Regions from separate parts of the Homo sapiens genome. Here region 2 is linked to region 1. A link is an interaction called in ENCODE POLR2A ChIA-PET data of the cell type or tissue named here. Cell type or tissue: A673. All regions are shown on one strand. Each heading gives the region's core, and the rest is flanking DNA. Links, peaks and the distances in the headings are about the cores only. Region 1 overlaps PADI2 (peptidyl arginine deiminase 2). Region 2 holds the start of MFAP2 (microfibril associated protein 2).

Region 1 (12,313 bases), core at 6,175-8,674:
TCCTTGGTGGCTTTGTTAGCCATTTAATATAAGAAACCATTTCTACTCTGTGCCAAACATTATGGTCCATTATCCCACTTAATCCCCACAGCAGTTCTGTGAAGAAAGTTTTTTGGTTTTGTTTTTTACTGAGTTTCCATTTTAGACATCTCAGCTTCTTTTTCCAGCCCCCTCCATGGATCTGCTCAGAGCTGGCCTCACTCTTGGGACTTACCTTGGGCAGGAGTGGCCTGGAGCCTCCAAGGCACCTGCCTCTTCAGTCACTCCACGCGTTTGTGTAGATTGTTAACCTTGCAGGTCCCGGGGTTTCGTAGGAGTGATTTTTTTTTCCCCTTTCTGTCTGCTTGTTTTGGACATGTGAAGGGCGCCTTTCTATAGTCTTTGGTTTCCACTCTCACAGCTGATGTGGATGCTACTGGAGACATTGAGATGGCCAGGTCAATTGGCTGGATGGGCTGTTTCTGGAGTCCTTGACTGGAACCCCGCTATACCGCCAGTGTGGCCTCATTAAAGGGGGTGTGTAGTGAGGCCTGAACCTCTAGGTCTAACCTGGAATATTCTCTTCAAGGCCATGTGACCTTGGATAAGCCCCTCCCCATCTTTGACCTATAGTTTCCTTGCCTGAACCATTAGGGTGTTGGGCCCTCTGATTTAAGATTCTGTGATTCACGTGGCTGTCTTGTGGATAACTGGTAACAATGCTGAGGTCACCTTGACTTTCACTGGTGCTGACCCAGGACTGGAACAGGGCCCCTCTGGTCTGCCCCATGGGGCCTCTTGGGTCACCCAAACTGGCTGAGATATGGGAAGACTGCCGCTCTGTCTCTAACTCCTAACTGAATTGTCGTCTGAGCTGAAGAAAGCTCTTCCTGAAAGGAATGTATTTCTAGAGAATTGGTCCTCTTAGCATTTTCAGGGTTCTTTCATCTCAAAGGCAGATGCCACCCCTAGATAAGCAACTACCCTTTCAGTTTGCCCAGGTCACCTTGGAAAAAGCAGTCTGAGGCCAGCATAAGTGAGACCTTGATTTATGGAGGGGCTGTTGGTGCCAATGGGCCCACATGCCCTGCAGTCACATCATTCCTGGGCTTCGTGGGGATTTGGGGAGCTCAAAGTTATGGAGGAATAAATTCCTGGGCGGCTGTACCTCCGCCCTGGACTTTGGGATGCCAGAAAGTCACAGCTGCAGAAGGACTTAGAAATTTTCATGGCCTGATCCTGACATATTTTCCAAAGATGTCCTCATGATAAGACCCTAGGTTTTTTTGGTTTATTTCCATTCGTCTAGAGAGTGACATATTGCTTTTCACCAGACAGTCTGCTAGACACTATGTTTATACTGAACTTTATCACTTGCAAAGGTGTTTACATAAACAGTCTCATTTAGTCCTCATAACCACACTTTTGGGTTGGAAAAGCTGCTCCTGTTTTCCAGACTCTCTCAGTCTTTGGACAGCAGGAAAACTGAGCAGCCTTAGGTGAGCGTTTTGCTTTAGGAGGTCTTTCTCCCCTAAGAGCTGGAAATCATGTCCAGAATTGAAAATTAAAACCAGCTGGGCAAAGTGGCTCATACCTGTAATCCCAGAACTTTGGGAGGCTGAAGTGGGAGGATCGATCCCTTGAGCCCAGGAGTTCGAGACCAGCCTGGGCAACATGGTGAGACCCTGTCTCTACAAAAAAATTTAAAATCCGCCAAGCATGGTGGTGCAAACCTGTAGTACCAGCTACTTGGGAGGCTGAAGTGGGAGGATTGCTTGAGTGCAGGAGGTCGAGGCTGCAGTGAGCTGTGATCACACCACTGCAACTCCAGCCTGGGCAACAGAGCAAGAACCTGTCTCAAAAAAATGAAAATAACAAAATAAAAAAGCATTATGTTGTATCAACTGTCATTTGTACAATCAATTGTAGTCTGGTGTCTTGTAATTTAGGGCAACCTGGATGATTTCTGCCAGCCAGAGGGTGAAGGAGGGTTGGATTTAGGAGGAAATATCAGATGTTGCCTGGGAGATTCATTTGCCTCTGGGAAAAACCCACAGCAACAGATTGCTGTGGTGGAGCTCTGGGGCCTTCTCATCTAAAATTTAGGATTTTTTTTTTCTTTTGAGATGGAGCCTCACTCTGTTGCCCAGTCTGGAGAGCAGTGGCACGATCTCGGCTCACTGCAAGCTCTTCCTCCCGGGTTCACGCCATTCTCCTGCCTCAGCCTCCCGAGTAGCTGGGACTACAGGCACCTGTCACCACGCACGGCTAATTTTTTGTATTTTGTTTAGTAGAGATGGGGTTTCACTGTATTAGCCAGGACAGTCTCGATCTCCTGACCTCGTGATCCACCCGCCTCGGACTCCCAAAGTGCTGAGATTACAGGCATGAGCCACTGCGCCCAGCCAAAATTTAGGATTTTATTTGCCTTTGGCCAGTGGGCTTCGTCCTTTCCGTCTCCCTGGCTGTCTCCTGAGCATCTCCATCTGGGCGTCCCAATGGTCCTTTAAACCCAACCTATCCCAAACGGTACATCTCACCTGAGGAGTTTATACTTGTCTTATTAGCACCACCATCTACCGGATATCCAAGCCAGAAACTCGATGTCATCTTGATTCTTCTCCCCACCCCATATCCAATCAACCATCAACTCCCACCATAGCTCCAAGGCTCCCCGGCTCCCCCGCGGGCCCTTCCAGTTACTTCTGTCCCTGTAATACAGCCTGCTCTATTCCCCGCCTCATTTCACACCTCCAAGCCTTTGCGTACGTCCGTGTCTTGGATCTGGAGTGTCCTTTCCTCCTCCTTCATGTGGTTGACTTGTCATCATTGAAGATTCAGCTCCAACTTTTTCCTCCCTTAGGAAGTCCCTCCTTGATTGTCCCTATCAAAATATCCTCTGCATATGCCATCCATGCATGCAACACCTGTTTTAACAATGACCCATGAATATGTCTGCCTCCCCAGACTATGGGCAATTTGAGGGCTTGACCCACTTGACTCTATTTGATTTTCTTCATATAACTTATTGCTATCTGCAAGTTTGTTTTTAATTCTTTTTTTTTTTGAAACAGAGTCTTGCTCTGTCACCCAGGTTTAAGTGCTGTGGCATGATCATGGCTCACTGCAGCCTCGCACTCCAGTGCTTAAGTGATCCTCCCACCTCAGCCTCCCTAGTAGCTGGGACCACAGGCATGCACCACCATGCCCAGCTACTTTTAAAAAGAATTTTGTAGGCTGGGCTCAGTGGCTTGTGCCTGTAATCCCAGCACTTTGGGAGGCCGAGGCAGGTGGATCACTTGAGGTCAGGAGTTCGAGACCAGCCTGGCCAACATGGTGAAACCCGTCTCTACTAAAAATACAAAAATTAGCCGGGTGTGGTGGTGGGAGCCTGTAATCCCAGCTACTCGGGAGGCTGAGGCAAGAGAATTGCTTGAACGTAGGAGGCTGAGGTTGCAATGAGCTGAGATCGTGCCACTGCACTCCAGCCTGGGCGACAGAGCAAGGCTCTGTCTGAAAAAAAAAAAAAAGTTTTTTTTTTTTTTTTTTTGTAGAGACGGAGTCTCCCTATGTTACCCAGACTGGTCTTGAATTCCTGGGCTCAAGCAATCCTCCTGCCTCCCAAAGTGCTGGGATTACAGGACTGTGCATCTGCGCCTGGGCTGTTTTTAATTCTTTATGAACGTATTTATTGTCAGAGCCTCCCATGACCGATGTCAAGGACTCCCAGAATTGGAATAGACGGAATTGGCAAATCAAAACGTCAACCAGCCAGCGGCACAGATCCTTTCTAGCCCCCACCCCAGTCCCATCTATGATTTTTCTCAGAGAAGCCTTGTCCCTTATGCTAGGGCACTCGGTGGTCATCTATACTAAGGGTCATGGGGCTATTGGGGTGACTAATGATGGTAACTGCCACATTTGGAGGACACATTTGGTACTGTGTACCAGGTCCTATGCAGAACACTTTGGGTACATGTCCTCTCTGTAATCATTTCAGCAACGGCACAAAGTAGGGATTACTATTCTTCATTTACAGTTGATGCAACTGAGCCTCAGAGAGTGTCAACAACTCACCGCAGGTCACCCAGCAAGTAGGTCAGCCTCTTCTGTTAGGTAGATGGGCTGGGCTGCAGGCGTGCGCCTAAGGCTCGTGGGAACATGGTGGTTGCAGCCATTCTGGTCTACCCACAGAGGGTGCTGCTGCCTCACAGAACTACCCAGGGCTCCCTACTGGACCTTGCCAACCTGCCCTTAGAAAGGCCTTATCTAAACTCTCTTCCCTCATCCCATGCAAACCCCACCATATAATTAGACTTCTCAAAATATTCTCTTCGAGTGGGATGGGGACAATCATAGGCTACAGGCTTCTCCAATTTCAAGAGCAGCCTCTATGGAACTCCCGGAGCAAAAAAGTCATGAGCCACCCCCACTCCAGATGGGGCTGCGTTTCACACAGCTGAAGTCAGCTCAGCTGCTGGGACTTAGCAAGTGGTCCAAGGCCTTCTGGGGACTGTCATGCTGCTGGCCCTATAGCAGCACACACACACATACATTTGGAGCTCACCCACCCTGCTAACTTCTGCCTCATTCCCAGATGCCTGCCGTCACCAGCATACTCTCAAATGAGCAGTTAGTTTGTTCCTCTGGATGTGTGTGGGTGAGCACTTTGCAAACACCGTATAATGCCATGATCAAACGCCCTTTCCAGCCGAATCTGGCTTTTGAGCACTGTTTTCTGTCAGAGACACAGCCATGCAAATGAAATGCAAATACGAATAGTGGGTAAATATTCATGCGTAGCGGCGAGATGCCAGCCGACTGGAAACAAAAGTCAGAGAGCTGCAGAACGTTAAAGGCAATTTGACCTCTTAGGGAGGCTGGTAGGTAGAATGGTTAAGTGTGCAGGCCTTTAGGGGTCTGAAACCCTGTTATATCAGCCATTTGCTCTGTGATCTTGAGCAAGTTCCTTAACCTCTTTGTGCATTCATTTCCTATTGTGTAAGACGGTGAAAAAGAAACAGTCGCCTTGCAGGGAGGAGAATTAAATGAGTTAGTGTCTATAGGGAGCCATCAATCTTAAATTGGTAGTGGAGAGCCCAGCTGGGGAAAGGAAAGAGGTAAAAGATAACTGTGCCTTATTAGGGGAAATAGATTATGCTTATCAGAATGGGAAGACTTCAGCATACATACAATGTCAAGGATTTCAGGCAGCTCTAAAAAATTATTTTAGAATACTGTACATATGTAATTAAATTCTCACTATGTAAAAATTTCAAGCAATATAGATAAAGCTTAAATCCCCTCAGTCACACTTCCTTTCCCAGGGGTGATTGCTATTGTCAGTTTCATGGGATTGCTTCCAGATTTTTTTCTTTGTATGTATTTACATATGTATGTTTCTACAGAAATCCATGGCTTTGCTTGCTGTTATTTTTCTATTTTATTTTATTTTATTTTTAGATGGAGTCTTGCTCTGTCTCCAGGCTGGAGTGCAGTGGTGCAATCTCGGCTCACTGCAACCTCCGCCTCCTGGTTCAAGCGATTCCCCTGCCTCAGCCTCCTGAGTAGCTGGAATTACAGGTGTGTGCCACCACACCCGGCTAATTTTTGTATTTTTAGTAGAGACGGGGTTTCACCATGTTGGCCAGGCTGTTCTCGAACTGCTGACCTTGTGATCTGCCGACCTTGTGATCTGCCTGCCTCAGCCTCCCAAAATGCTGGGATTAGAGGTGTGAGACACTGTACCCGGCCATTTTTATTTTTAGAAAATACAAACGATAACATACATGTTCTGCAAGCTGCCATTTTTTCGTCAAGTGCTGTGTCTTGGAGGTCTTTCCATGTTAGTATGCATAGATCCGTCTCATCATATATGCTGCAGAATATTTAAAAGCAGGGCTGTACCATGGTTTGCTTATCCCTCAGGAAATTTCTTAAAAATGTTTTCCCTATGAGTTTAATATCAGTGAAGAAATATGTTACTGTCAGCTTCCTAAAATACAGGATTGATCATGTGACCGCAGTGACCTCAAACCTTCAGACGGTTTCCAGGGCACCAACCCTAGTGTTTCCAGCATTACTGCAATCTATATTTTAGCTACTCACTATAATCACAATTTCCCAGACATATTACACACCTGGACCTCTTTGTGTCTCTACTCAGCTTGGCAACCCCTCCTCCCCTCTTTGCCTAATCATTCATTTCTACATTCACTCAGCAGTCATTCATCTTAGGACAAATGAACACCAGGCCATCCTTGGTCATTCTCCCAGCAGGAAAGGTGTGTGTGTGTGTACACAGATTTTTGTACCTTATTCATTCCTCCATTCAGCAAGTATTTATCAGGTGCCTATTCCATCAGTGTGCCTCTCTGCTCTCCTGTCTGTCTCCCTGACTCAGCTGTCAGCTCCTTGAGGGATTAGATCATGTCTCATGCACAGGGCTTTCCAGGGAGAACAAACACCCTGGTTTGCCGAGCATAGTTCCGGATTCTTCTGTTGCCCTGATGGAATTATTTGCAGGGCTCCTCTGAGATCTCAGAAGTGCCCTGGTTTAGATGAAAAATTGTGGGATCACTGGTTTTACACACAGTAGACACTTGGCAAATGTTAATGGAGAAAAGTGAATGGATGGATGAATGAATATAATTTGCTTTTCACGATTTAGACATGCCATCTTACTCCGAGCTGAGGAATAGAGAGAGCACATACTGAGCTACGTAGAGGTCATTTCATTATGGGCCTTATTGCCTTAGAGGGGTTTGTAGGAATCCTATAATCTCCAGACATCTTGCTTGCAGGTAGAGGGGATATCTTGTTGATAAGATTCTTCTAATAGGACACCTGACATGCTAAAAACTGGTGCAAAGATAAGGTAACATTTGTGAATGAAAGAATGCTAAACTTGGGTTAGAAAGCTGTTTCTTTTTTCTTTTCTTTTTTTTTCTTTTGAGACAGTGTCTTGTTCTGTTGCCCAGGCTGCAGTGCAGTGGCATGACCTTGGCTCACTGCAACCTCTGCCTCCTGGGTTCAAGTGATTCTCCTGCTTTAGCCTCTCTATTAGCTGGGATTATAGATGTGTGCCACCGCGCCTGGCTAATTTTTGTATTTTTAGTAGAGACGGGGTTTTGTCATGTTGGCCAGGCTGGTCTTGAACTCCTGACCTCAAGTGATCTGTCCACCTTGGCCTCCCAAAGTGCTGGGATTATAGGCATGAGCCATGGCGCCCGGCTAGAAAGCTGTTTCTGAGATGTAGTCAAGAGCAGGCGCTCAGTGGGTGGGCTCCGGAGCCAGACCACCCAGGTATGAATCCCAGCTCTGCCATTTCCTGCTGAGTAATCTTGAGCAAGTCACTTCCTGTCTCTGAGCTTCAGTTTCCTCATCTGTAAGGTGGGGATAACAACCTCACAGCTTAGTTTTGAGAATTAGATGAGATGACGAATGCAAAGCATTAGGTTGAACCAACAAAAATCGCCTCTATTTGACCATTTTGACCTTCCAAATGGGATTCCATATAGTTCCACCTGGTAGGAATGCAATCAATGTTTAAGAAATGTTTGGGCTGACTTTTCTGCTTCCATTGCCTAGCTGAACAGATGTTTCCTTCTTTTATTCAAAACACATTTGCTGAGCATCAACTATGTGCCAGGAATTGCCATCAGTAGGAAAACAAAATATTCCCTTTTTTTTTTGTTTTTTGGGATGGAGTCTCGCTCTGTCCCCCAGGCTGGAGTGCAGTGGTGCAATCTCGGCTCACTACAACCTCTGCCTCCAGAGCTCAAGCGATTCTCCTGCCTCAGCCTACTGAGTAGCTGGGATTACAGGTGCTCGCCATCACACCTGGCTAATTTTTGTATTTTAGTAGAGACTGGGTTTCACCATATTGGCCAGGCTGGTCTCGAACTCCTGACCTTAGGTGATCTGCCCGCCTTGGCCTCCCAAAGTGCTGGGATTACAGGCATGAGTCACTGTAGCTGGCCGGAAAACATTCCTTTTAAAGATTGAACGTATCTCTTCAGCTCTTCAGTAACACAGTAGCCTGCGCATGGGGCCTTAGCATGCTGGTCAGAGACTGTTAGTCATCTTTGGGTATAACCAGGGCTGTCAGAAAGCAGACCTTTGCTTGTGGAAGGTGAGGGATTGAGGCCAAGCTGGCGTGGCCTGAACCCAGCAGTTTGCTTAGAGACTACCCAGAGAAGACCTTTGCTTTTTCAAAGATCAGGGCTGAAAAAGAGCCCAGCTGGCCAGGGGGATGGGGTGAAGGTCTTTCACATCAGCCAGGCTTGAGACAAGGCTGCAGAGCTGGGCTTTCTGTCTGGGAGCATTCTTTTTCTGCATGTCCAGCTGGAGAAGGGATCCTACATGCTGCCATTTGATGTCACTCCTATATTTAGTTGCTAATAACTTTTCCATCAGCCCCTTGGACCTGATACCACTTGCTTGAGGATCCTACATGAATCTCACTGGAGAGGCAGATTCATTCCTGGCTGCTTTTTGTTTCGGAGGAGAGACCTCCCCCCAACCACTTCCGTGGGGTTTTGGCTATGCCAAGGTGTGGCTCTGATCCCATCTGGAATGCCGGAGGAATCTGAGATAACGAGCTGCTCTCACCTGGGACTCCAAGTACACATTTTAGATTAAATGTAGAACCAGGCTGTATCCACAGGAAGAGTGAGGGGAAAAAGAGGACCTGGTGGGGGTTCCCATCTTGACAGTGGGCAGAGGGGACCTGGCCAAAGGCAATCACCTTGCAGAGAGAGAGGGGGGTCCTGGTAACTTGGCAGCAGCCATGGTTCAGACAAGAAGACTTTCTGGAAGGGCAAGGGTCTGCATACCAAGGCCAGTGATGGCTCGTATCTATTTTACATTTCTCTTTTCAATATAATAATAATAAACTTTTATTAACCATTGCAGTCAAACTAGTGGACTCTGGGGGTTTAAGGAATGTGCCTATTTCCACAATTGGCGCTCAGCCTGGCAGACAAGTTTCTAGAACAATACCTTCCAATATGATAGCCACTTGTAGCTATTGAGCACTTAAAATGTGGCTAGTCTGAATAGATGTGTGATATAAGTATAGAATACACATTAGATTTCAAAGACTTACTACCAAAAAATGAGAATGTAAAATATCTCATTGAAATTTTACACTTTAGATTACATGTTGAAATGATAATTATTTGGATAGATTGGGCTAAAGAAAATATATTATTAAAATTAATTTCACCTGCATTTTACTTTTTAAATGTGGCTACTAGGGAATTCAAAATCACATTATGTAGTTTGCATTATATTTCTATTGGAAAGTGCTGTTCAAAAGTCTCAAGGTAACACTCAGCGACCCTGAGGTGGGTGATTGGCCAAGATGTGAAAACATCACCAGGATGAACTTGTTGAACATCCCAGCATCCCTTGGGGAATTGCAGAACTAGATGGGTCAGGAAATCTATGAAAGATTGGCCTTGCAGTGGCTTGGACCACATTAGTTGGGTATAAAAGAGGATTTCGGTAGGGTGCTGGCTCACGCCTATAATCCCAGCATTTTGGGAGGCCGAGGTGGGTGGATCACAAGGTCAGGAGATCGAGACCATCCTGGCCAACATGATGAAACCCCGTTTCTACTAAAAATACAAAAATTAGCTGGGCATGGTGGTGCTTGCCTATAATCCCAGCTACTCTGGAGGCTGAGGCAGGAGAATCACTTGAACCAGGGAGCCGGAGGTGGCAGTGAGCCAAGATCATGCTACTGCACTCTCCAGTCTGGTGACAGAGCAAGACTCCGTCTCAAAAAAACAACAAAACAAAACCAAAAAAAGGGGATTTCAGAGGCCTGGGCCCCTGGGTTAAGCCTGGGAGTGAGTGAACCAGTGATTCTCATTTTGCAGTGGCCCCTTTAAAATAGTGGCACCAAGACATTGGTCCAGAAGCTCAAGATGGGACTAAGGAGTGAGAAGGGCCCCAGGTGTCTCCCAAAGAACTTGGAAGCAGCTTCTAGACTCAGCAACCAATCAGGTGACTCCATTTTAGGGCCTCAGGAGTTTGTTCACAAAGACCCTGTTAGATCATGGTTATGTTGTATGGATTTTCATACCATGGGTCAAATCACAAATACTTGTGTGTAGTAGCTGTTGATTAAAAGGACACGACATCACCCAGAGCAATGGACAAGGCTGATTCCCTGCCGTGGTTGCGGTTCCCTCTTCTGGTTGCGGCAGAACTTGTCACAAGCTTGTGACTTTGTTCCTAATCCCAGCTGTGATCTTTAGATGGTTGCCTATGAGCTCCTGGTGCCCCCTCGCCCATTCAGAGGGCCAGAGTCCCCAGAGCCAATGACTGGTGCAGGCGGACAAAGACTCAGCCTCCAGACAGGACAGCTCAGAGGTGCCATTTATGCTCCAGAGCTCTCCAGGGATCGGTCTGAGGCTTCACCTCACACTCTTGTATGGTTTCTTCCCTTTCCTTGGCCTGCTCCCCCAGTTACCATCTTGGTTTCCCCGGAGGCTCCTTTTTTTTTTTTTTTTTTGAGACAGGGTCTTGCTCTATCATGTGGGTTGGAATGTAGTGCAGTGGGACGATCGTGGCTCCCTGCAGACTCCATGTCCTAGGCTCAGTTGATCCTCTTGCCTCAGCCTCCCCCCAAGTAGCTGGGACTACAGGCATGTGCCACCATGCCCAGCTAATTTTTTAAATTTTTTATAGAGATGGGGGTCTCACTATGTTGCCTAAGCTGGTATGGAACTCTTGGGCTCAAGGGATCCTCCTGCCTTGGCCTCCCAAAGTGCTGAGGTTACAGGCATGAGCCACTGCGCCGGCCACTTCTCAATAAATCACTTGTTCCTGAATGCTCATCTCAGGCTCTGCTCCTGGGGAACCCCATCAGAACAACATAGTCAGACTTTATTGCGGGTACTGGTCTTGACCTTCGGTGGTGGCCATGTAATATGCAGTTGCTGAGTGTGTTGGGGATTCCGAACCCTCAAGATACCTATGCTGAGAGCCCAGACCCTGTGCCCAGAACAGCAAGGGCTGCAGGACCAGGAGGGCCCAGTGTGTGGCTTGCCTCACTCCAGGCCGTGTCTATGAAGCAGCAAAGAACATCACACCAACAGCCATATGACTTCCCCTTGGACCATTTATTTCATTGTTCTTTAGTCGAGCTCTTCCCTAAACATCTTTAGATCTCCACCACAGGCTCTTTTCCAGAAATTTGAAACTGTGTTCTTCTTGCCATCTTCACGACATCCCCTGCCCTCTTACATAAGATATTTCAACATCAAGGTGGAAGCAGGAACTTAGCTGAGTTTTGCAACAGAGAAGCGTATTCTAGGCCTACATTTATAGAAAGTGGGGGTGGGGAAGAGCCATGAGTCCACGGGGGTATATCCACACCGAGGGTTGTCACACTGGGTGGGCAAGTGAGATGGGAACGGGTGTGTGAGTCCTGGGAACTTCAGAAACATCAGAAATTACCGACATCATTGGGGAAAGCCTTAGAAAAATCTATAAAGACACACTGTCTGCACATGGGAGGCGCTCACTTCCCCCTAATGTAGACTAAAAAAAAAAAGAAAAAAAAGAAAGAAAACCCATAAACCCACATTAACCAAACACACACACACACATGACAAACTCTAAGTCTCCAGACAGACACCCTCAAATAGGCACTTGGTGTTTTCAGCTCTGGGGCTGGAGAGATCTGGGGCTTTGGCCTCCAAAGGCAGGAGCTGCTGTCCCCAGAGAGGAGACAACAGCTTCTGGAGGCTCTGGGGACTCATTGGATGGGTACTGGCTAGGTAGATGGGAAGGGGGCCTGTTTAAAGAAGACCCCCCACCCCCACTGCCCATTTCACCACAACAGTGACTTGCTGGAAGTTTTGTGCCCTGCGGATTTCTGAATATAGTGGACTGGCATTTCTAAAGAGCGCATCACTGAAGGGGCAGAGGCTGGCCTTTAAATGTGGGCTTTGCATGTTGGGGAGTGATGGGTTCCATGCCAGTAGGGACCAGGTCCAGACTGCTACTAACCACTGTGTTTGCAGAGCCCAACGCCGTGCCTGGCGCTTAGTGGCATACAACAAATGTTTGTTGAATGGTTGAAGGAAATAATCCCAAATGAAAATCTTGTTCCTCCAAGAATATAAATTACATTATAACCTTTTCATTGGTTATAAATCGGTTCTTCAAAATGGGATTATAATTCATTTATTCTTCTGGCCCTAAAGGAACTTTTAACGATTGAAACTGAGTCTTTTCAGTTGGAGCCAGGGAATGAATCTGGGTATGTCCAAATGAGAGGGTCTTTGGCAAAGGCACTGGTGAATTTCAATGGGAT
Region 2 (12,355 bases), core at 6,158-8,657, 83 kb before region 1:
GTAGGGTCTGGGGCAAGAGGGATGGGGCCCTCTAGGGAGGGGTGCTTGGGGAGGCGGCAGGGAGAGCAGAGAGGCCGGTATTGGGAAGGGAACTTACCAGCCTCACAGAATGTCAGATGGGGAGGCCTCTGGGGTACTCGGTCACCCGGCCCATGGAACAGATGGGGCTGTTGAGGCCTGGGACTGGGCCCAGCCTGTGCACCTCGACTCCTTCCAGCCTATGCTTTCTTGCCCCTTTCTCTGGCCCCTCCTTAGATCCAAGCCCACCCTCGGGACAGTGACAGGCCTTCCAGGCAGCATGGCAAACAAGTGCAGGTTTGGATGTGAACGTGGGGTCTTGCCCTGGCACCGCTGAGTGATCCTGAGCAAAGCTGCTTAACCTCTTAGAGCCTCAGTTTGCTCATCTGTAAAATGGGAACCTAACCGCATAGGGTGGCTCTGGGGAAGTTCACATAGGAGGTGCTCAATCAGTGTCCGAAGGAGAAATTAACACTCATCCTCACCTGCTGGAGTCCAGCTGACCGATTCAGCCACAGCACTGCCACTGATAGCTGTGGACCCGTGGGTGGGACCCTTGGGTGGGTTACTTAACGTCTCTGGGCTCAGTTTTCCTGTCTCTAAGAAGGGGATATGAATTGCATCCACCACATATGCCTGTTCGGACGGCTAAACAGGAGTGTGTGAGCCTTCACACACAGAGCCCAGGCCCCACATGCTGGTTGGAGGGAGGTGTTACAATGGCTTGCTTGTTTTTGCCCTTTTTTTTTTGAGACACAGTCTTGCTCTGTCGCCCAGGCTGGAGTGCAGTGGCGCGATCTCGGCTCACTGCAACCTCCGCCTCCCAGATTGAAGCAATTCTTGTGCCTCGGCCTCCTGAGTAGCTGGAATTACAGGCACACGCCACCACGCCTGGCTAATTTTTTTTTGTATTTTTACTAGAGACGGGATTTCGCCATGGCCAGGCTGGTCTCGAACTCCTGGCCTCAAGTGATCCGCCCGCCTCAGCCTCCCTAAGTGCTGGAATTATAGGTGTGAGTCCCTGTGCCCCGCTTTTTTTGCCCTCTTAATGGCACCCATCTCCCCAACTTCCCAAACAAAGGCCTTGGATGTCAGTCCGCCTGCCTTGACCCTGTGCCCCCCCCACCCCATGGGCGGCCTCCCATTTTTGCTGTGTTCCTCTGGTGATGGGAACTCAATGTGCTCACCAAGCAGCCCCGGTCATCAGAAAGCTGTGTCCCTGAAGCCTTCCATCTCCCGTGCAATTCCCACAACACGCATGCGCGCGTACACTGTCATGACGCAGCGTTCTGGGCAGGGCAGAGCTGGAGCCGGCGGGTAAGGCGGTGGGGCTGGGACTGCGGAAGCACAGGGCACCTGAGCAGATCGTTCACTCCAAGGGGTCAGGAGCCTCTCAGGACAGTCCGCGTTGGGGGCACTTGGCTGGCCCCTCTGTGCTCTCCACCGAAAAAGTGACTTGATCTTTTGTAAAAACTTGTTTTTAATTTTGTATAAAATAAAGGTGGTCCATGCCCACGGGGGCTGTAGGAAATCCAAGCAGACCAGCTGGGGTGGGGGGATGTAGCCTACCTCGGGGGACTGTCTGTCCTCAAAACGGGCTGAGAAGGCCCGTCAGGGGCCCAGGTCCCACAGAGAGGCCTGGGATACTCCCCCAACCCGAGGGGCAGACTGGGCAGTGGGGAGCCCCCATTGTGCCCCAGAGGTGGCCACAGGCTGAAGGAGGGGCCTGAGGCACCGCAGCCTGCAACCCCCAGGGCTGCAGTCCACTAACTTTTTACAGAATAAAAGGAACATGGGGATGGGGAAAAAAGCACCAGGTCAGGCAGGGCCCGAGGGCCCCAGATCCCAGGAGGGCCAGGACTCAGGATGCCAGCACCACCCTAGCAGCTCCCACAGCTCCTGGCACAGGAGGCCGCCACGGATTGGCACAGGCCGCTGCTGGCCATCACGCCACATTTGGAGAACTTGTCCCGACAGAGGTCAGCTATTGGGGGCAGGAAGGAGGCAGGGTCAGGGTGGAGCTGGGTGATGGGAACCGCTGCCCCTCCCCCAACTCTGGTGATGGGAGTGTTTTGAGGATGAAAAGTAGCAAGGAGGGGAGCTCAGGGTGTCCTGGAAGTGGGCCTGGTGGATAATATGTGTTGAATAAACATCAGGTGGGTGGCTAGGTGGCCAGATAATGATGCGGGTGTGGGGACAGGGGAGGTCTTGGGGAGGTGGCCTTCCTACCTCGGAGGAGCTCCTCATGGGCACACACTGTACGAACACAGATCTCCTTGTTAATGACGTACACACGGCGGAGGCTGCGGGGACAGGGCACGGGAGGTCTCAGCCCCACTTCCACCCAATCCCACTGGGATAGCCCAGACAGAACCTGGCACGGGAGCCCGGACAGAACCTGGCACGGGAGCCCGGACAGAACCTGGCACTGGAGCCCAGGAGTGGAGGAGGTCCCTGGCCCAGGCTCAACCACAGAACTGAGCTCAACTTAAGGACTCACTATCTTTCCTCCAACTCCCACCTTGGCGGGCCAGAGCTGTCCCCTGTGCCCTCTAGCCCCCCATGCTCCGGAATCCTCCCGACAGCTGCCCATCTGTGCTCACCTGTAGAAGCAGACCTCGTTGAGACACTGTTTGCAAGGCCTGTGTATGGAGTAGAGGCGGGTGCACGGGTACTGTTCCTCACGGCAGTCTGGTGACAGGTGGGGTCAGACTAGGAGCCCAGAGTGGGGGGCGGCCCCCAGCCTCACCCACCTGAGGCTGGCTCACAGGGCCTAGTCCCCCCTGTACCTTCAGGCCCCGTGCAGACACCCATACCTACACATGCCCACATAGACCCACGCAGCATTGTCAGACTTCCCAGGGCTGTAATATTCACGTATCAATTCACAACCGCACTTACTATAGAAGCCTAAGTTCAAACAGAAATTTGCACCCACCCATGCATCGCCACAAAAGCCCATACCAACTCCCGAGCAGACGTGCCCACGCTCACAGAAGCCCACATAGGAGCGCTCACACCAACCCACACGAGAGTGAGCACACGGATTCTCCTGCACACACACACCTTGTTCTTTCAAGCTCTCAGCTAGGGCAGCCGGAGGGCACCGCTCAGCCAGCCTGCACTCCCTGGCCCTTCCTCGCCTCCACATGTGCACCACTCAGTCTCTCTGGCTGGCAGGAAGCCCCCAGCACACTCCCTGCCCCTCCCAGTATCTGTGAGGTCAGGGGCCTTCCTAGGCTGCCAATTTAGCCTCCAGCCAGGCACACTGGGGACAGGTGGGACCTCCTGGAGCTGCCTGGGGGGCCTGGTGATGCCAGCCTACGGCAGTCATACTGCCCACACTGCCAAGAGCCCACATGGGCAAGGGCCAAAGACCTCCAGCCCACCAGCACCACCCCCTACTCCACCCCAACTTCAGGGCGTGCCTCCATTTTTCCAGCTGTCAAGAAAGCCCTTACCAAGAGGCCCAGGCTCTGTGGGCTCCAGCTCTGCATTTCCTGGTTCTGGTGTGGAGACAGAGGTAGGCAGACATCACTGGGAGGGGTCTCCTCAGGGCAAGGGGAGTCACCTCTCCCAGCCCTGGCAGACCCCCACTCCCAGGGTTGACAGGGTGGGGAGGGGTGAGGCAGGAGCTGAGACGGGTGGGAGCAGGGTCTGGGGCCTACCTGGGGTTGGGGCTGGGATGACTTCCTGTTGGACTTGCTGCTGGGACTGGAACTGGAACTGTTCCTCGGAGGGCCGAGGAGTCACCTCTGCAGCCAGGGGAGGATAAGGGGGTCTGCTCCCTCTACCCCTCCCAGGGGGTCTCCCCACCCCAGCTGCCGGCCCGTCCTATCCTACCCCTAGCCCGTTACCTTGATAATCATAGTAGTCTGGGTTGTCTGCAAACAAAGATGAAAGTGGAATTGGTGGGAGTAAGGCTAATCCCCCAGCCCCTGGGGCAAACAAGTTCCCTCCTGAGCCAGGGACCAACCCCCAGAGTTCCCATCAGCGTGTCCAGTGCGGTCCCTGGCTGAGCCAGGCACATCTGAGCAGCCAGGCCTCGGTGACCCGGCAAGGCCCTTACCGATCTGGTCGCTATAGTGGGTGTACTGGACGTGGTCAGGGAACGGCGGCAGCGGGTCCAGGTCATACTGGCCCTGAGCCAGCAAGCCTGCTGTGGGGAGGCAAAGCATGTAGGGTACCCCATCGGGAGGGGCAACGGGGGCCCGAGGCGCTTCTGGAGAGTGGAGGCGGGGGTCACAAGGTCAGGCCCATAAGAGCCTAGGACCCCACAAGCAGATTCCTAGAGGATCCAGACTCTTCTTCGATGGTAAAGACCCTTCCCCACCCTGGTCATGGGTCACCTCCCTGACCTTACCCTGCCCCTTCCTGTTGCTGGCCTCCTGGCTGCTCCTAGGACTCCACATGCTCCTGCCTCCCTCAGAGCCTTTGCACCTGACACTCCCTGGGCCTGTGAGGCCTGCTCAGCTCCTTCAGGTCTTCCCTGGAATTTCAGCTGTGCCAAGATGCCGCCCCACCTCCAGCCCACCAGCCCTCCTGCTGATTTCTGTCCAGCACTCAGCACATGCTGGAGTTTCTCATGTCTGCTTGTTTCCTATTTGTCTCCCTTCCCTGGACTGGCAGCATGATGAGGAGCAACGATGTGTCTGCCTGGTTCATCGCTGAATCCCCAGGGCCTAGCCCAGCACTTGGCACGTGGTAGGGACTCAACACATCGCTGCTGAATGAATGAATGTTGGCCCTGCTAGGACTTTTGTGGTCCTCATTGATTCTCTTCATTTGGCCAGTAGGGACCCCCACAAGGTCAGGACTGTATAGAGCAGAAGGGCCCTGAATGGATCTAGAACTCAAGCATCCGGACTCCCTGCCTTGGGTGCCCCTGCACCTGCACATCGGCTCCCAGAGAGGCCTTGTGCCTTGTGCCCACGGAGTCCTTGTGCCTGGGACGTGCCCTCCAGAACCCTGCCTGCCTGCTGCTGTGGAAGGCTGGGGGAAGGGCCAGGAGCTGCCTCCAGATGCTGCCAGGGTTGGCTGGTCCAGTCTGTGGTCCAAGCAGGCAGAAGGCCCTGGGAGCTGGGGAGCTGAGTTCTGGTCATAAGTCGTGACAAAGGCTCACTATGAATTCCCCCTACTAACCCTACTCCTCAGCCCCACATAAGAGGAGCTACCCCCTGCCCCAGGAGCCACTTACCAGGCAGGAATAGCAGGAAGAGGTAGGCAGCTCTCATGGCAACAAAGAGGCAGGCCGGGGTGGTGTCAGAGAGGACAGCTGGGGAAAGACCGGTGGGAGAGCTCTACCCAGGGCCACACCCAGGACAGCAGAGCTCACCTTTGATCCCCTGATTTCGCCCTGGAGAAGGTGGCACCCAGAATAGAAGCCAGGCATGGGAGGGCTGGAGTGGAGGGACATCCCAGTCCCTGCTGGCCCACCCAGGTGTTCAGGTCACAAGGGACAAGGCCTCCAACCCAGCTCCAGGGCTGATCCTGACAAGCAAACCCCGTGTAGTGGGTGTACTTGATGTGGTCAGGGAAGGGCGGACCCTGCCCTGCTCACTAAGGGGACATTCCTAATGTGCTCCCAGCCCAGGCCATTCTGTCCTCACCCACACCCGTGCTCAGCCCTCTGGCCCAGTGGCTCCCTGGGTGTCCAAGGCACTGACTGCGTGAATCACTGAACCCAGGCCCATCCTTGGGACCCCAGCCCTGGCCAGCCGGCATCACCGCCTGGACTCAGCAGCTTCTGCCAAGCCACCACCTGCTCCCAATTAGCCCCTGGGCCCTAAGCATCCTGCTCAGCAGGAAACCACATACACATGGGCCTGCCCGGCCCCCAGAGCGGCCAGGCCGGGCAGGGCTCCCAGCTCCCAGAAGACTCCTCTCCTGCCAGGCCTCCAGGCCTCGCAAGACCTGGCTGTGTGCATCACAGGCTCACGAGACCCGGGCTATTTGCAGCAGCAGGAAGCACGAGAGTGAAGCCTGAGGGGGCTCCTCTGGATCCCAGAAAGGCAGCACTGAAGGGGCCGTGACATCACCCAGGCTGGGGGTTCTGCACCCCCTGACACTGTAGGCAAGTGTGTGTGTCATTTGGAGGGAGAGGGCATGGGGTCCGTGGCTTTCATCAGGCTCCTGACATTCAAGAGCCCAGCCTCCAGTCCTGGCTACACGGTGGGACTTGGGGGAGCCTCCGGTTCCCCACATCCAGCCCCAGCTCAGTGGAGGGCCACCTCAGGTCCGTCAGCCTTCTGTAGGGAGGGCTGCGAGGGCGGGGTCCATCCAGGAGGGCCCCTCCCGGCTGCAACCCAGGAAGTCCTTTCAGAGAGCTAGCTGGAAACCCCAACTTTGGTCTATTTTCCCCACTGGGAGTCCAGGGAGAGGGGAGGGAAAGGGGAGAAAGCAGGAGGTCTTTCCCTCCTTCCTCTCAATCCTGAGGCCTCCTGACCCCCTGGCTCCTCTCATGCATTAGGCACCTCACTAAGGTGGAGTGGGAGCCGGGAGACGAAGCTCAGGACCAAGCTGCCCCAGAGGCGAGGGATAGCTGGCTCCCCACACCCCATTCTGAAAACCCTTGACCTCCTCATGGGAGGGGGATGAAAAGACCCAGAGAGCCTTCCTTGCCCTTCTCCCCATCCGTCAGGTCGGTCGGAGCCCCCGCTGCTCAGCAGAAGGCGCTGAATTGGGGCAAGAGGGGTTGCAAGGTGTTGGGGGATGCCTGTCGGTACCCTGCGGGGAGTCTTCCTCCCCTAGGACTGGCCCCCGAACCCAGGCTTATTGGGGGAAGGAGGCCCACGGGCTAGCGGGGAGGCAGGAAAGAGAGAAGTCAGTGTGGAGTTCATGAACTCCTCCCACGGGACCACATCTCCGAGCTCTTCTAGACGAAGGGGTTTTGGGGCGTGCGGGAGGCCAGGACCTGCCTGGGAGGCTGCCCCACCCCCACCTCTGGCCTCTTCCACAGCTGCGGCCTCCCCCACCCCCGACTCCCCTGCGTCCTGGGAGGTGGGGGACAGGGGGCCCCGACGCTCGCTCAGACATCAGACGGAGGGAGGGCTCTGCCGGCTCCAGAGCCGGGCTCAGGGGGAGGGGTCCCGGCGGGAGAAACCCAGATGTTGCAGCGCCGCACAGCTGGGAACAATCAGCCGCGGAAACTTGCTCCGCGCGCCCTCGCGCTCCCGTCTCTGATCTCTCTTTGTCTCTCTGCGTCTCTGTCTCGGCCATTCCCACCGGACCCCCCCCCCCCACCCCACCCGCCACATTCCAACCTCCCCGGGAGAACAAAAGATGTCCCATCCCCCGACGACCTCACCTCTGGCTCCCCCCAAACTCGGGCTCCCCGCCCTTCCCAATTCGCGTTCTCTCTGCAGAGCAACCCCAAACTTTCCAGGTGCCCCCTTGGCCTCCGCTCTGAAGGCGCGGGGTTCAGGAACCTCCGCGGCTGCCCCAGGATCGAGGACCCAGAGAGCCTGGCACCCTCGCCCCCGCGCCGGGGGACCCGCCGACGCCCCTGACCGCCCCCCGGGGCCCCCAAGCGCCAGGCCCGCGCCTACCTGTCCGGGTCACTCCGCCGCCCGCTCCGAGTCCGCCCGCCGGAGCCGCCCCTTGGCCCGCTCCGAGTCCCCCTCCGGGCCCCCGACGGGGCTGGCGCCCGCCCTCCAGCCCCGGAGCCGCTGGGTCCTAACGCGAGCTGCCCGCATGGGCCGCCACGCCGTGCCCTCGGGGTTCCATCTCCTGGGGGGGGGGGTGTCCCCGGGGTAGAGGCGCCCGGGGCCGTCCTCACGTCTGTGCAAAGCTTCCTCCTCCTCACAGCTGCTCCTCACTCGACGTCGACGGGGTGAGGGGGGTGAGGTGGGCAAGGGTAGGTGTGTTGCCCATTTCACAGAGGAGGAAATCAAGCCTCCCAAAGTGACTCACCCTAGGCCCCTCAGCCAGAAAGTAAGCCTCGATCTCCCTCTGCCTTCTCCCAGCTTCCAGGACACTCTCCTGCCTTGGTTTTCCTTCTGCCTCTCCAGCCAAGCCTGCTGCCTCTCTCAGGCCCGCACCCTCCTCTCCTACACTGCTGAGCTCTGGGCCATGGCTGGCTTCCACAACCAGCGGTTCTTTCTTTCCTTTTCTAGAGACAGGGTCTTGCTGTGTTGCCCAGGCTCGTCTGGAACTTCCGGCCTCGAAATTTTGGCCTCAAGCATTCCTCCTGTCTCATCCTCCTGGGCTGTTGGGATTACAGGCATGAGTCCCTGCCCCCGGCCATAACCAGCACCTCTTTCAGCCCTGACCCAGCCTATGTGTCCCACAAATGTCCTCAAGATGCATCAGCTTCAACAAGCATCCAAGTCCAAATTCACGACCTCCTAACTCTCCCCCAGACCTGGCCCTCCAGGATTCCCAGTCCCCCCTTGGCCCCGCAGCCTTCCATTACCCAGGCTTCCTCCCCTGCCCTTAGCCCTGCATCTAATCCAGCACCCACCCGTGAATGCTACCTGAAAAATTTCTTTTGTGACTCCGTTCACTGCTCCCACCCTGGCCTAAGCCACTGTGAGACCAAGTTGCAATCCCAAGAAACCGCATTTGCTCTTTCTGCTTGTCAGAAGCTGACAAAGCCCTGACTCAGTGACTGGGGGCAGCCCAACGGAAGGATGCCTTGAAGATGGCAGGCAGGGCAGAACACAGGCTCCCACGCCTCTTGCCTGAATCACTGCATTGTTAGAAAATATAAGTTAAATGATCCTGGCTGTGCCTTTTCCTGTACATAAGATAGCACCTGACAGGATTGACGATTATGCCTCTATAATCTATATAACTAGGTGCATCCTCGAACCCAAACCTTGGCGAGATTTGCACTAGTGTAGCTTCTGAAGACATTTGATGTAAATTTTTCTTCTTCTTTTTTTAATGAGACCGGGTCTCGCTCTGTCATCCAGGCTGGAGTGCAGTGGCACCATCACAGCTCACCTCTTGGGCTCAAGTGATCCTTCCACCTCAGCCTCCCAAGTAGCTGGGACTACAGGCAAGAGCCGCCATGCCTGGCTAATTTTTTTTTTTTTTTTTTTTTTTTGTATTTTTTGTAGAGAAGGGGTTTTGCCGTGTTTGCCCAGTCTGGTCTCAAACTCCTGAGCTCAAGCAATCCACCCGCCTCAGCCTCCAAAAGTGCTGGGATTACGGACGTGAGCCACCGTGCCTGACCATAGCTTCTGAGCACACACAGAACCGCCTGCCTCTGTATCTAAACTGTGGGCTGAAATGCTGCTTTGGCGCAGTCTAACAGAAACTCTCTGAAACCCTCTCCCAGGGTGCAGTCCTCAGTAAGACTCAATAAAACTAACTTTAATTTTTTCAATGGCTGATTTTTTTTTTTTTTTTGAAATGGAGTTTAACTCTGTTGCCCAGGCTGGAGTGCAGTGGTGTGACCTCGGCTCCCTGTAACCTCCACCTCCCGGGTTCAAGAGGTTCTCCCAACCCAGCCTCTCGGGTAGCTGGGATTACAGGCACATGCCAGCATGCCAGGCTAATTTTTGCTTTTTTTTTTTGAGTAGAGACAGGGTTTCACCATGTTGGCCAGGCTCCTGACCTTAGCTGATCCGCCTGCCTTGGGTTCCCAAAGTGCTGGGATTATAGGCATGAGCCACTGTGCCTGGCCAAAAGGTGGATTTTTTCTTTTTCTTTTTTTTTGAGACAGGGTCTTGCTATCTCCCAGGCTGGAGTGCAGTGGTGCATCCTCAACTCACTGCAACCTCTGCCTCCTGGGTTCAAGCGATTCTCATGCCTCAGCCTCCAGAGTAGTGGGGACTACAGGCACCCACCACCATGCCTGGCTATTTTTTTTTTTTTTTTTATTTCTCGTAGAGACGAGGCTTCTCCATGTTGTCCAGGCTCGTCTCGTACTCCTGACCTCAGCTGATCCACCCACCTTGGCCTCCCAAAGTGCTGGAATTACAGGCGTGAGCCACTGCACCTGGTCAAAAGGCTGATTTCTTATTTAGTTGACACCACCATCATTTGCCTGGGCTCTGCGATAGCCTCCACTCTGGGCTCTCCCACGTGGGTCCTGCCTCCCTCACCCCCGCAGATCGTGCCCCTTCTACTGATCGCCTTTCACTCAGGTTAGAGGCTCAACTTCCCTGTGGCTTCCAGGGCCCCGGCCCTTTATGGCAGCCTGGCTCTGCCTCCTCTTCCTCCTCCAGCCACTGGCCTTTGGGGGTTTTCTCCCAAACCCCTCTCCCTCCCACACTGAGGCGTTTCTTCCTCCCGAGCACTGGCTGAGGTCTCCTCCATGGGGTCACAGATCAAACCCTCCCTTCCTCAGAGGGGCCTTCCCTTTTTCCTTTTTTTGTGCTTTCTAGCTTTACTGCTTGCAGTTGTCTTGTTGGCCTATGTCTGTGACCATCTGAGCCCTGTCCCTCTTCCCGATGAGACTGTCATCTTGCCCCGTGAAGGCCAGGACCAAGGCTGTTTTTGCTCATCTTCAGTTTTGCTCATTAAGTTCAGAGCCCGGCTCAGAGCAGCAGTTCAGCAAACATTGGTGGAATGAATGAGTGAACTGTACACTAAACTCTTCCCGGAGAAGCTGGCTGGGGGTGCAGATCCTCTGCGTGAGGGGCAGCCTTCAGCCCTGCCCAGGAGCCTAGGCCTGAGGCGGGAGTGAGAGTTGTAGGGGCTGCGGGCTGGGAGGAGATGAGGATGGCCCCTGATTTAGACCCTTGCCATCTGATCTCTTCATCGCCAGTCATTCCCCCACCTCCCTTAGACTCTGAGTCTTAGGGAGGGAGTAAATATGCCCTGTGCCTCCTTCATTCCCATGCCCCGCCCCCCAGTGTCTATTGCAGGGCAGCAGAGACTTTTGTCACCTGGAGAGAGGTGGGCCCTCAGGCCAGGCCAGCCCAGCCCTCTCTGCCTGCCCTTAGACCCCACTGCTGCCAGGAGCAATCCCACTGGCAAAAGAGAGGAACTCACCCAGCAGAAATGCTGTCCCCTACCCTTGAAAAAAGGAGGGAGGTTGGGTGCAGTGGCTCACACCTGTAATCTCAGCAGTTTAGGAGACCAAGGCGGGTGGACCGCTTGAGCCCAGGGGTTTGAGACCAGCCTGGACAGCATGGCAAAACCCCATCTCTACAAAAAATACAAAAATTAGCTGGGTGTGGTGGTGCTGGCCTATAGTCCCAGCTACTCAGGAGGTTGAGGTAGGAGGATCACCTGAGCCTGGGGAGGTAGAGGCTGCAGTGAGCCACGATTGCACCACTGCACTCCAGCCTGGGCAACAGAGCAAGACCCTGTCTGAAAAAAAAAAAAGAAAAGAAAAGAAAAACTGGGAAACTGAGGGGCTAAAGCTGACAATTCGTGTCCTGGCTCCCATGTCCTCTCTGCTGCTTCTACCCATTCCCCTGGCTGTTTCTTTGGGCAGGGGAGGGGATGGGGCTGTGGTTGCTGTGCTCCCACTACGTCTTTGGAGATGTGCTCCTTCCCTGCCAGGCTTTCACGCTGGATGGTGAACTGCTCGCAGGGTTAGACCATGTTTTTGTCCCGTTTTATTCAGTTTGTTGAGTTAGTCCTGGTGCCTGGCACACACCTGTCCAACAGATTCATGAATAATCAGCTAAGGGTAGAGGAGGGATTTGAACCCAGGCCTCTCTGTGGCTTCCTCTTAAACAGCATCTACCACCCTGAACCGTCGCTGGCTGGCAACACAGTGCCAGGAGCAGAGGTCCACTGTGATGTGCCTCCTGGCAGGACTTTCATCTTCACACCCACATCCCTTCTCCCCAGCATGATTCAACGTTTTCTCAGCCCCTACTCTGGCAGGCCTGGGGATAGCACCAGGGGTTCCAGGAATGAGGTTGGCCAGGGCTTTTGGAAGGCAGGAAACAGCCGGTCTTTCCTGTTCTCCCCTGCCCAGATGAGCCAGACGGCCAAGCTGCCTCTCTAGAGCAGAGGGGCTTGGCCAGGGGCCCGCTGGTGAGATGAGCTCAGAGGCACCCACCCTTCCCTGAGGGATGATGCGCGTGGTTCTGGCTGGGAGATGTGGGCTCCGAGCCTGGATTTCATCTGAGGAAGGAACTGCCCACAAACATGTCCCAGGATGCTGGGGTGGGACGGGGAGGGGGTAAGGTGGGAGAGAGGGAGCTGCCCCCTAGCAAATGCCTCCCAGGCAAGCCTACATCTCCTTGTCCTCCAAAGGAGGGTAGGAGGGTTAGGAACATCGAAGCTGGAGTCAAAGCTATCCGGCCCCACTCTGACTACTTGTGTAACCTCTAAGCCTTGGTTTCTTCATCTGTAAAATGGGAATAGTACCACAGTTGTTGGAAGGATGACATGACAATGTGTGTAAAATGCTAAATGGGGCCAAGCG

What was found. Peaks named below come from ENCODE experiments on the same cell type or tissue, not always from the same donor. Only the 100,000 strongest peaks of a DNase experiment are listed, where the experiment ranks them.
Region 2: POLR2A ChIA-PET joins it to region 1 with 5 read pairs; 3 of 35 experiments call an interaction of 5 or more read pairs at or near these places.

The regions. Positions count from the first base shown.
Region 1 is chr1:17,055,666-17,067,978 of GRCh38, forward strand. It overlaps PADI2 (peptidyl arginine deiminase 2), which reads right to left. Exons shown (of 16, transcript NM_007365.3): 16 at 11,096-12,313. Among named protein-coding and RNA genes, the nearest start is that of SDHB, 7.8 kb to the left of the region's middle. In A673, for the core only: no CTCF peak of the experiment used is centred there; no DNase peak of the experiment used is centred there.
Region 2 is chr1:16,973,022-16,985,376 of GRCh38, forward strand. It overlaps MFAP2 (microfibril associated protein 2), which reads right to left and starts at 7,599. Exons shown (of 9, transcript NM_002403.4): 1 at 7,566-7,599; 2 at 5,216-5,293; 3 at 4,088-4,177; 4 at 3,876-3,902; 5 at 3,687-3,773; 6 at 3,480-3,524; 7 at 2,622-2,709; 8 at 2,248-2,321; 9 at 1,481-2,002. The coding sequence starts at 5,252. The coding sequence ends at 1,899. LOC105376806 (a long non-coding RNA gene) reads left to right here and starts at 2,840. Exons shown (of 2, transcript XR_947003.3): 1 at 2,840-3,541; 2 at 4,648-4,774. RefSeq lists enhancers at 1,429-2,236, 5,361-5,866, 5,867-6,374, 6,375-6,880. In A673, for the core only: no CTCF peak of the experiment used is centred there; DNase peaks (open chromatin) are centred at 7,140 and 7,680; H3K4me3 peaks cover 1,717 bases; H3K27ac peaks cover 1,571 bases.